2 separate regions of the Mus musculus genome follow, and region 1 is linked to region 2. Evidence: chromatin loops called from intact Hi-C (ENCODE). Cell type or tissue: left cerebral cortex. All regions are shown on one strand. Links, peaks and the distances in the headings refer to the core of each region. The heading gives the core; the rest is flanking DNA.

The links. Hi-C counts contacts between places; a loop is a spot of excess contacts. Peaks named below come from ENCODE experiments on the same cell type or tissue, not always from the same donor. Only the 100,000 strongest peaks of a DNase experiment are listed, where the experiment ranks them.
Region 1: a loop joins it to region 2, with 4 times the contacts of the local background. A loop is called at or near these places in 6 of 42 quality-filtered maps.

Annotation. Positions count from the first base shown.
Region 1 is chr10:49,782,405-49,787,785 of GRCm38, forward strand. Grik2 (glutamate receptor, ionotropic, kainate 2 (beta 2)) reads right to left here. Exons shown (of 17, transcript NM_001111268.3): 2 at 741-1,141. The coding sequence starts at 855. Among named protein-coding and RNA genes, the nearest start is that of Grik2, 3.7 kb to the right of the region's middle. In left cerebral cortex, for the core only: CTCF peaks have their summits at 2,655 and 4,509 (motif pointing left); DNase peaks (open chromatin) are centred at 517, 584, 1,099, 2,636 and 3 more places; H3K4me3 peaks cover 5,000 bases; H3K27ac peaks cover 3,256 bases.
Region 2 is chr10:50,197,267-50,202,647 of GRCm38, forward strand. No RefSeq gene overlaps it. Among named protein-coding and RNA genes, the nearest start is that of Gm35632, 3.3 kb to the right of the region's middle. In left cerebral cortex, for the core only: a CTCF peak has its summit at 2,825; a DNase peak (open chromatin) is centred at 2,805.

The sequences.
Region 1 (5,381 bases), core at 99-5,098, 410 kb before region 2:
TTTATTAGGTCCGGACTCTGTGCGGGGGCGGGGCGGGGGGGGGGCGGAGAGCTGTGAAAGAACTCAGCAAGTTAAAAAACAAAACAAACAAGAAACCTGTCATGATTGCACTATTTCGCTGCGCGCTGAGTGACACCTTCCCGTTACTAATAAAGCCTGAAATTATACAACAATATTTCTTAAAGCTCTGCATATCAGAAAGACCATCGAGGAGGGGGGAAAATAGATTAAACTGACCAATAAGCTTCTCTTACAAAAGAAAGCAAAAGGACTGGTGCCTTCGGTTTCCAAGTGAGGACCTGGGCAGGTCCCGGCAGAAGCGGACACATGCAACTCAGGGAAGAGTTACCAGACATTAACTCTTCGGTAGCACAAGCTGCAGATTTGCCAGCCCTAGAGCTCCTTTTGGTTCAGACCGCGGCACCCAGACAGCTGGAGGTTCCCAGGGAGACCAAAGCAGCCTAGGCTGGTCGGGCCCCCCATCACTGCTATACCCGTGGCGGTCTACAGTGAGGTGATGCTTCCGGCTAGTAGTACCACGCACTGGCACCTCCTTCGCCCTCCCGGGACCCAAAATAAAATGAAGATAGAGAGGATAAATGAAAGCAGGGGGCGGTCTTTAAAACCCGGGAGGGAGCGGGTCTGGAAGTGGAAAGCCCACGCCAGGCAGAGCGACCGCCTGTTTACATCCGGCGCCTTGGAGCCTACACCAGGCGACTGTGAGATGCGGGGAATCTTACCGAATCTTAACACATGTGTGGTTCCTTGCGAATATCCGATCCACAACAAGCAGAGCAGGACTTTAATGGAGCGACTGAAGACTAGATTACTTAAAACTGGGGAAATAATCTTCATGATGTTTCCGTGCCTGCGCGCGCGGCACCCACTTCCCCGATCTAGCGTTAGGCTCCGGGCTTGGACGAGAAGAAGGATGCGTGGAATAGTGGCCGCAAACACAATCACGGCATGGTCACAGAAAGAGGAAGGAGTCTCCGCTTCCCAAACCCATTAGCAGTCTCTGCATGTTCTTCACTCACTGCGCCAAGGAGCAAGCTTCCACTGCAAGGGATGGTGGGACATCCATGTTAGTCTGGGAGCATCCGGGAAAAATCCAGCAAGCACAATGTCCAGCCGCGCGAGCCTGGGAGAGCACAAGAAGAGGAAAATCAAAAGGAAGTCCAGCCCTGCAAGGACTAGGTATCGAAAGCCAGCCACAGTCCCAACACAAAGGGAGCTTTGCTAGCAAGGGTTTCACCAGGCCCGTATTCCACTGCACTGCTGCACAGCTTCTGACGTTAGGCCAAGATAAAGTGAGAAAAATTGAGATAGCTGTTTCCTGCCACTGAGCTTCCCAATATATATTATGCAACCGTTCTGATAGCCCGCCTTGAGTAGCAAAGAGGGAAGATTTATTACATGATTCGGTGAAAATTGCTTTGATTTTTAGTAAGACCCTACAGAGTGCCTGGTGTATGCAAACAGACTTCCTACAATCAGCAGATTAATTTTAATAATTGACTAGCTAAGTCAAAGTCACTTTGCCTAGGAGTTGTAGTTCACAAAAGAAAATGCTCTAAAACAGAGGACTGTGCTGTCAGTCTAACTTGCTGTTAAGCTGCAGAAGAGTTGCACTTTTAAATGTTGAGTAGAAAAGAATAAATACACAGTGCGATGCAATTGGAGAGAGAGCTGAATGTGGTCTTTAAAATTTGAGTGGAACATTTCTTGATTAGTGAAGAAAAATTTCTCCTGGTGGATTTTTAGGGGGGCAATGAGGGAATATCTCACCTAAGACAATCTTATACTAAGCAATGGTGTTTTAGCTGCAGTAGCATATTCCAAGGCTTTGAGCTCACATTTTCTCCTTTTTAAAGTTTTTTTTCCTTAAAAATGCAGTATTAGATCAAAATTTTGTCTAGAAAAATTCTCATCATTGGCTAGTTTTCTGATGAAAAATTTTAAATTTACTTCCTCTCTTGACTCACAAGTAGCAATATATACAATAGAAAATTATAGAAATGCACATTTCTTTTAATATGAATTTTTTGAATAGGCAATATACTGCCCAAGGATTACGGTTATCCCCAAGTCCACTACTGCCATTTACAATAGTAGGAAGAGATAATGAGGAAAGGGGTAACTACATCACTGATGACAGTATAACCTTATTAAGAAGTGCAAAGGGCAAACTGTTGAACTTGTATTTTACTATTAATATCTGTTCATTATTAACAAATAGAGCATAAGTTAGATCTTATAAAATTTTACAAGTTCATCATATTGAAGACTATCTAATTTTAAAAGAGTGGTATGAATACTATTTAAGTTCTTATATTACTATGGTTATATTTTCTCTACATAGTAAGAAGACACCGCAATGTATTCATTTCATCATAGCAAGGTTTTTACTGTATATATTTACTTAACACATTATCAGAAAATGCTGATTGAAAATGTATACACCTTCAAATGCACTAACAGACATTGATTTTTCTAAAAGATGGAGGCATAACTGCAATGTCAAAAATAAGTATCATGAAAAGCTAGTTCTGCAGTCCAGCAAGCAATCCCATCAAACAATTCCACTATTTGAGCACTTTAAAAGGAACACCTAGTGCTGAAACCAAGGGTATCTAGCGACTCCTTCAGTCCATGTTTGAAACATCACTTATAAAACATGTTGAAGCCAAACATATCCTGTCTTGTATTTGCTGTCTCATTTTTCCCATTCTATTTGTTCATTTTACTTCTTCACTCTAGTAGAGATAATAACGACAGCCAGGGGAAAATACATATTCTTGGTTGCTTTCATTTCCTGCTATAATTGATATCTACTATCTGAAAAGAGCATGTTCTGTTGTAATCAAATTTCTGCAATTTTTGCAGTGTAGCTAGCATTTCATGGAGCCACAGTAAGCACACCACAATTTCTTCTTCATGAATTTTTTTAACATGAAAGTATTTGCCATAGCAGTTCTCATCAGCCTACTTACAACTAGCACTGCCAGGTACTTATGTGGCATCATTGTTGGTTATCTAGTAGGAAAGTAAAAGAAAAGCCCAGGGTTCATGAAATTCATGCAAAATAAACTTTACAAAGATCTAATATAAAATTTCCCTTAGTACTAAGTTATCTCCAAAGAACCAACATTACACATCTCTTAAATTGGGTTCATTTATAGTCATTAACTAAGTTCAAAAGCTTTAACTTAACAGATACCAACTCCACCTGTCCAATGGAACGCCTGTGATACCAGGGACTAACCTTTCTTCAGGACCTTGGACAGCACTTCAGACAAATTTATTCTCAGTTATTGAAAATAATAAAATGAATGGATAGCATGCCATTTGAAGTGACAGTGTGCATATTTCTATTACAGAGTCAAGTACTTTGAATCGTTGCAGAACACACAGTCAAGAGATCAGCTTTGTGAAATGTGTTTTGTGTGTCTTTCAATGTGAGTCATGTGTTGTTTAACACATCTGAGACATACTAACAGTGATCTCTTTGCAGTCAGTACTACTACAAAAGCCACTGACATTCACTTGAGACCCTTCAGGGTGACTAAAGGATTCATTTTCACTTACAAAAAAAATCAGCATGAAAAAATTTTAAGATGCTAAAGCATGTTGTCAATATTCAGTGGCTTAAAACATTTCTTAAATGTACTATTAGTTATCACTTTTAATCACCCGCCTCCAGATTTCCATCTGTTAAGAGGGAAAACAAATTAATAGTCCTTTCTATTAAGCTTCACTCTTCAGATCAATAGCATCAACTCAGTAAATTTACCTTTCAAACACACACACACACACACACACACAATGATCTAGCATTATAGAAGATGCTACTATACTATAACTACTATATGGATATTTTGAAGTTATTGGAAGTATCTCCTCAATACTGGCACTATCATCATAGTTCTGAGGATTAATAGTTCTTAATCTATATTTTACTGATCACATTTAATTATCTTAAAATTGTATCAGTTCTATCTTTGCTTACTTTTTAATAGAAAATTTAAAAAAAAAAACTTGATTTAGGTTTTCAGTGATCATTAAAATGTATGCTTTGTCCTATGCCTTCATTTGCTTTGCAGTTATTTCAACCACATGGCAATCCTTATTGCTAAGAGCTAAAGCTCTGAGGGTCCCAAGGTCAAAGCAGAGATGAAAAACGGCAAACACACATGTGTGCTCACACAGAGAAAAGCTATGTCTAGAATAAAGCCTTAAAGTATCAGGGAAGGCTAATACGAAGAACTATCAAGCTTACAATGAAAATAAAGAAGGGAAATGTATATTGTGTCCATGCAAAGCTTGTTCCTACAACAACATCAACAGTGAGAAGGACGAAAGACATTAGCTCCATCTTTCACTGCACTTCTGTATTACCTGACACTAATGACCTCTTCTTCTTGGGCACTATTACTTTAGAAGCAATTTTAGTTTCCTAGTCTCCGGGTGAAAATGAATCTTATTCTAGTTAGCTGCCACCTGCTGGGGCATGAACAAATGTGTAATAATCCTTATAGCAGAACATTTAAAAGACAATTCCTATACTTTGGCTAGAGACAGCAAATGTGTATTCTATAATAATCTAAATTTTAAAACCATCTCAATGGTTCTTCCACAGAAAATATTCAGTGCATTTAGATTTTCTCACACAAGTGAGAGGCTTCTGCTGACCCTCTCACTGTTGTTCTGCTGTTATGGGACATTTAAGAAACCTCACTGTATAGTAACACCTAAGGTGTTATTCCATGCAAGTGGCCTATTGTGTTGAAGCTTAGCTAAAAAAACAGCCTACTCAATCATGACATTAAAGGGGAAACAGAATGAAGTCCAAGACAGAGATCAGTTGAAACCACACTGTTGCATACGCATCCATGATTTCTGTTATTCCTTGGGATTCTAAACACATTACCAACTGTGGTATTAACATTCTGCTACGTTGGTGGCTAATGATATTTTTAATTTTAATTACTATTTAGATGCTAAAAATGTATCTTAATTAAGAAATTGAACCAAAGAGATTTGTGTCGGTAAAGCTCCTTTTAAAAAATTCAGCATGTGCAATCTTCAGTGGATTTAAATTTAAAAAAAAATAGATGTTTTACTATTTAGTCATTTTCTGTCTTTTCTTCCCCTGTGCATTTCAATTCTTTAACGCCTAAGTTTCTAAGGACATTGAGAGTTCATAAGCTTACTTGATTATTGCAGGAGTCTATTCTGCAAAGTTATAAAGTAAGGAAGTAAAACAAGACCAAATTAAAACGCAATTGCACATCTTCCAGCAAGTAAACTGCAGACTTATTTAAATGAATTAGTCATATTCTTGTGAGATGAAAAAAATTAATCCATAAGGTAATTTTGAT
Region 2 (5,381 bases), core at 150-5,149:
TCTGCCAGGCATTTGGAATTGCACACAAGTGACAAAAAGAAATAAAGACAGCTTGGGGTGCATTCCACGAAGCATCTACAAAGGTGGGGGTGGTGCTAGTGTGGCACAGTAGCAGTGGGTCCTTTCTAGGCTGTTCCTTTGTTGTGACCTTCACTATGTTCCTTGTTGCCTGCATTCCTGTCAGTTTGCTCAATCTCTAGGCCTCTCAACTAACCAGAGAGCTTCCTGATATATTGACAGCACAGCCCTCTTGCTGAAGTTAAGGTGAATCTCCCTCTGACACTTGCAGCAAAGCCCTGAATGATGCCTGGAGAATTCCCTACTGTAAGGGGCTACCAGTGATAACCAGCACGTTATTGTTCTGTGTCCTAAAATAATATTTGACAGGAATATATTAGCTACTCATAGTGTTTATTTGTATGTCAAAAGCCTTCATGGTTTTTAAGCATTGGACAGTTAGATCAGGATAAAAGAAAACATCAAAGATTTTTATCCTGGTCAGGCTATAATATATAATATTTTATAAACACTCAGTAAAAACTAAGAAAATGGATTTTTTTGGTAAATGATAAGATTTCTTCATAAAAAATAAACACTGAGAAAAACATTCCACATGTCCACTTCCACGTAAGTTGGGAAAAACTGTATCTAACCAGTGAAAGATTTTAGGAGCCACCAAAGCATGATTCCTGAGCCCAAGGCTCTGGATTCCAGTTCAGACTGTCTATGGAACAGCAAGGTTGTAAACCATCCTCCCTCGGCCCTATGGCATGTGTGTGCAGCTGGCGTTTGGTTACAGGGGTAATGGGAGAATCAGCTGAAGTCAGTGTGTGAGCACACTAATACAGTAAGGTGTGTGAACGACAGGCCCATCTGCCACTCAGCCCCACATAAGTGGTGTGTGCTGTACCTTTTTATACCTTCTTCCCACCCTCTTTTTCTTAAGCTTTCACATGAAGGTTTATTGGGAAGCTCAGCACAGCTGTTAGTATCCACCCCCACCCCCTCTCCTGGTCCCTTAAGGATTTCTTTAAAGGTAACTATGAGGTCCTGTGCCTCAGGCCCCAGGGGAGTCCATATGTTGTGCTACTGACATTGTCGCTTTCTTTTCTTTGTCACCTCTAATGAGAGTAAAGCAACCCTCACCTCCTCACCTTTGTCCTCTGAATAGCAGTAAGTGTGCTGCAGCGTGAAAAAGGACTTTGGTTGATAGAGTTAGCTGTTAGGGAAATGCTCTTAGGTCCTTTTCTGCCCTTTTAATATCTGGTCCCTTCCTCTTCTACTACCTATTTCCTCTCTATCATAACTAACTGGTTTAAAAAAAAATCCAACTGGAACTTCAAGCCTTGGACTGTTGAAGAAATGATCTCAGAGCTTTCCCCCGGTGACCTTGCCCGATTCATCACCATCTTCCCTCAGCTCACTGCTCCTTCTTTCTAACAGATGGCCTAACTCTTCATTCGGGTCCCTGCTTGCTTTCAGGGAACATTCTGGGCAATCTGTTTAAAAGACGAACCAAATCACTTTACCATTCCTTAAAAACTCACAGTCATTCACCTCTGCACTCAGAAAAAAAGAAAAATCTAAGCCCTGATCCTGTGACACATAAGATTCCTACATGTGTAGATCCAAATCCTCACCTGTCATCACTTCCAGCCTTCTGTCCTCTCCCATGCGAGCTGCCCTGTTCAGCCTTTGTTCCCTTCTGTGAATAAGCCCTCTGAAGTAGGACCTGTGGGTCAAGTTTCTCTCTGTACAAATAGTCTTTGTCCTCCCGTCTACTCTGTTATCTCCTACCAGCCTAGCACAGACCTACATGTACCCAAGAATTCACCATCCTTTCCTTCTGGTTCAGTCTCTACTGCACTATAAGGAGACAAAGTCGTCTCCTATTTATTTTGGCCTCTTTTATCTCACAACAGTCCACAAGGAGAACCAGCTCGCCTTTGTTTAACATGGTGTCCCTAGCACTGTAAGTAGTGCTTGAGACATGTCAGCTATGCAATAAATATTTCTACTGAATAGTTTAGTGAACGTATTCTGTGAAATTTAAATGAAAATTAGCAATATTGCCTATTTCAATCTCCCTTTCTCTGAAAACTCTTCTTGACTGAAGAGGTTTCTGTCGGGAAAAAAGAAACAATAGCTTCCTGGCTATCAGTGACTTCAGGTTCTTATAGTAAAAGGGACTTCAACATTTGCCCCATTACCAGTTGCCCAAATAACTACCAACACTCTCTTTTGCTGGCAGAATCCCTCATCTGTTTTAGATGAAGAAAACATTCATGGTTGTGCCACTAGAACAGACCGTAAAGACACTGCATACATTCTTAGACAATAGCTTACCACACATCAAGGTGATGAACATATCTGTATAATTTCACACCATTTTTCCCACTCCCCGAAACAGAGGGTCAGGAAGCCCTTTATTAACCAAGTTTGAATTTAGGAATGCAATGCCATATTTTTACAGTAGGAAGAAATGGTTCTTTTTTGGTTTTGGTTTTTTGTTTGTTTGTTTGTTTGTTTTTTGCATAGAATTCCAGTTTGAGTTCATGCACAGCCTTTTAATTCCCTAATGCAGAAAGGGAAAAAGGAAAGAAAAAAAAAAAACTAAATAATCAGCTTCTTAGAATATATACATAAGAAGCTCTGTTTAACCCTAAGCTATTTAACACTTCAGTGGTTTTATAAGCACCAGAGTCTCATTAAACCTTATGTGTGTGTCTTTGTGTGGGTAAGGCAAAGAGTGGCCTCAGGGTGATGACTGCCACACTGAACAATCACACTGACTAAGCTTAGGACTGAAATTAGGAGGCAAGCAACAGTGACATCTAGTGTGAGTAAGAAATGCTAAGATGGATAAACTCCAGTTCCTCCCAAAACAAAGGAAAAGCTACTGGAGAGATGAACACAGGTTAGCCTTACAAAAGTGATGCTGGTTGCAGAGGTAAAAGCAGAAGCAGCTACAACTGTCACTCCAGAGAGCCTACTCAAAGGCCTTTGCCTCCAAATGCTCTTTCAATTATACATTATTTCGGACTGTATCATCTTTCTACCTGGTTCTATAACTCATACGCACCCCTGCCTTTTGGACCCTGGAATCATCAAACGCTCCTCCCCTCTGCTTGGAATATTTTAAAGGGCATCTGGATGCCACCTTCCCTTTTAAGGAAAGAATTTGTTTGTATGTTTTCCCTTTGAACCTTCCCTACCTGCCTGCAGCAGGACAGCACACATTATCGAGGGTGTGCTCCACTGCAGACCTCTCAGAGAGTCTTTTCATTTGCCAACCAGACAGGTCACTCTAGCCCCATATTGGCTGAAACCATCTTTCAAAGACTTGCTCAATCACGGTCGTTTGTAGAGGATCACAGTTTCCCTAGGAACCATTATCATCTTCAGCATGTCACTTCAACAGCCTGCACATGGACTAGAGCTGCTTCAACATCTCCAAGGACGCTCTCTCTCCCCCTCAGCCACCCACTCCCATGGTCTTCGTTCCTCCAGGTTGGTTTCAAGTGCCTCTCGCCCAGCTTGTTCCTCCAGCAACAGTGAAATCTTCATTTGTGCTTTGCAGGCTTCTCCCTGGAGAGTTTCTACTTGCACTCACTGACTTCTCTGTGCAGCCCATACTCAAGGCCCACCATTCTCACTGCTTTCTTAATGTGCTCCCTATCCTAACTCCTTCCTCTGACCACTAGTCCTGAGGATAAAACAGCCCATCAACACCTATGGATAAGGAGAAAAATCACTCAACCAACCTGACTTATCCTGTGAAATTTGAAGGCAGGTGTAGATGTCACTACTGTGATTCTCCGCCACTGTTACTTTGTAACTCACCATGAATTCTTTTACACATACTTTCTCCTTACCTGAGTACATTACCCAGAGAATAAGAAAATCAATGATCTGCTTTATATTCTCAGTCTTAAACTCACAAAGCTTTGTTTATCTCAATTCATTTTCCCCTTCCTCTCTCCTACCAAAGTTCAGTTCCTACTTGTGTAGGAAATACCACAACCCTCCCCACCTCACCTTCTCAAGGACTTCAGTCAAATGTCTTCCCTGTTTGCTCAGTCATTTTCTCCTCTCTACTCTATCAGTCCTGTTTTGTGAAAACTCATAATGACATACTGAATCTAAAATGAGATAAATTAATCTATCCCAAAATTTTCTGTTCACGCATGTATAGCCAAATTCTTCAAAGGAAGCCGTCTACTTTTTCATCCCCTTTCCTTCCTCAAGTGACTTCTGTATATTTGTCCCCATTGTCCCAGTATGCATATTTTTATGTTTAACCACACAGAGGCATGAGACCTACCTACCCATCCCTTACTAAGGGGAAGAATCATTTTCTCCACTAAGAGGTGTGCTCTCTCCTTCATTGCTTATTACCTTCCTATACAAGTTAGGTCCCAGTTTTTCCTCTCAGCCCCACGCTCCCAGAAATAAAACTCAGACTCAAAATATATTTACAAAACCTAGGCCATTTAGCTTTGCTCTTCTCTGACTAGATCATAACTTATTATAACCTATTTACTCTGATCTACATTCTGCCTCATGGCTGGTTACCTGTGCTCAGTTCCCATGTGTCACATCTTCCTGGGAGAATCTGCCACATCTGGCACTATCCCAGAACTCTTTCTGCCTCTCACATGGGGTGTTCCACCTTCTGTTCTACCGTTTTGTGTAGGCTGTAAGGTTTTAATTTGCATCCAAACAAAACAAAAGATATTCTCTGTAAACCTTCCTTTTCAGTCTCTCACTCCCTAATACTAGGTCCATTAAAATGTTGAAATTCATCATGCTCAGCCCTGGTCTAGGTTTTTTTTTTTTTGTTTGTTTGTTTTTTTTTTGTTTTTTTTTTTTAATGAAAGTATATACACCTTGACTAGAAATATTTTTGTGAGTGTCTCCCAGAAACTTAGATTTCTTACAACAATCATAACTTACCATATAAACTCCTAAAACAACTACTTATTCCCAACTTTTAACTGTTTTATATGACACTCAATATCAATATGTTCAACCTTTTATCTCTCCTCCTTAGTCTCAATCTCAAGACACAACACCACTGTGTAACCTCAAAATTGTTTTAATTCTTCCTTTCTTTCTGCATCCCTTCCGGTATTCAGTAATTCTTTTTTTTTTTTAAATCCTTAAAATGTATCTTGCATTAGAGGCATTTTTGGCTTTTCCTTCCATATTCATGATCATCATTATCCCACTGGCTTTCTGCAACAGCTCCAGAATCTGTCACTTCCATAGGGACAATGGAACAGGATTTGGCAGGTTTTGAAGTTCATCACCTAATAATGTATAGTAGGCTTTCCCCCAAGTGTGGTTTCCTTTATTATGGAAACAATAGAATGAAAAAT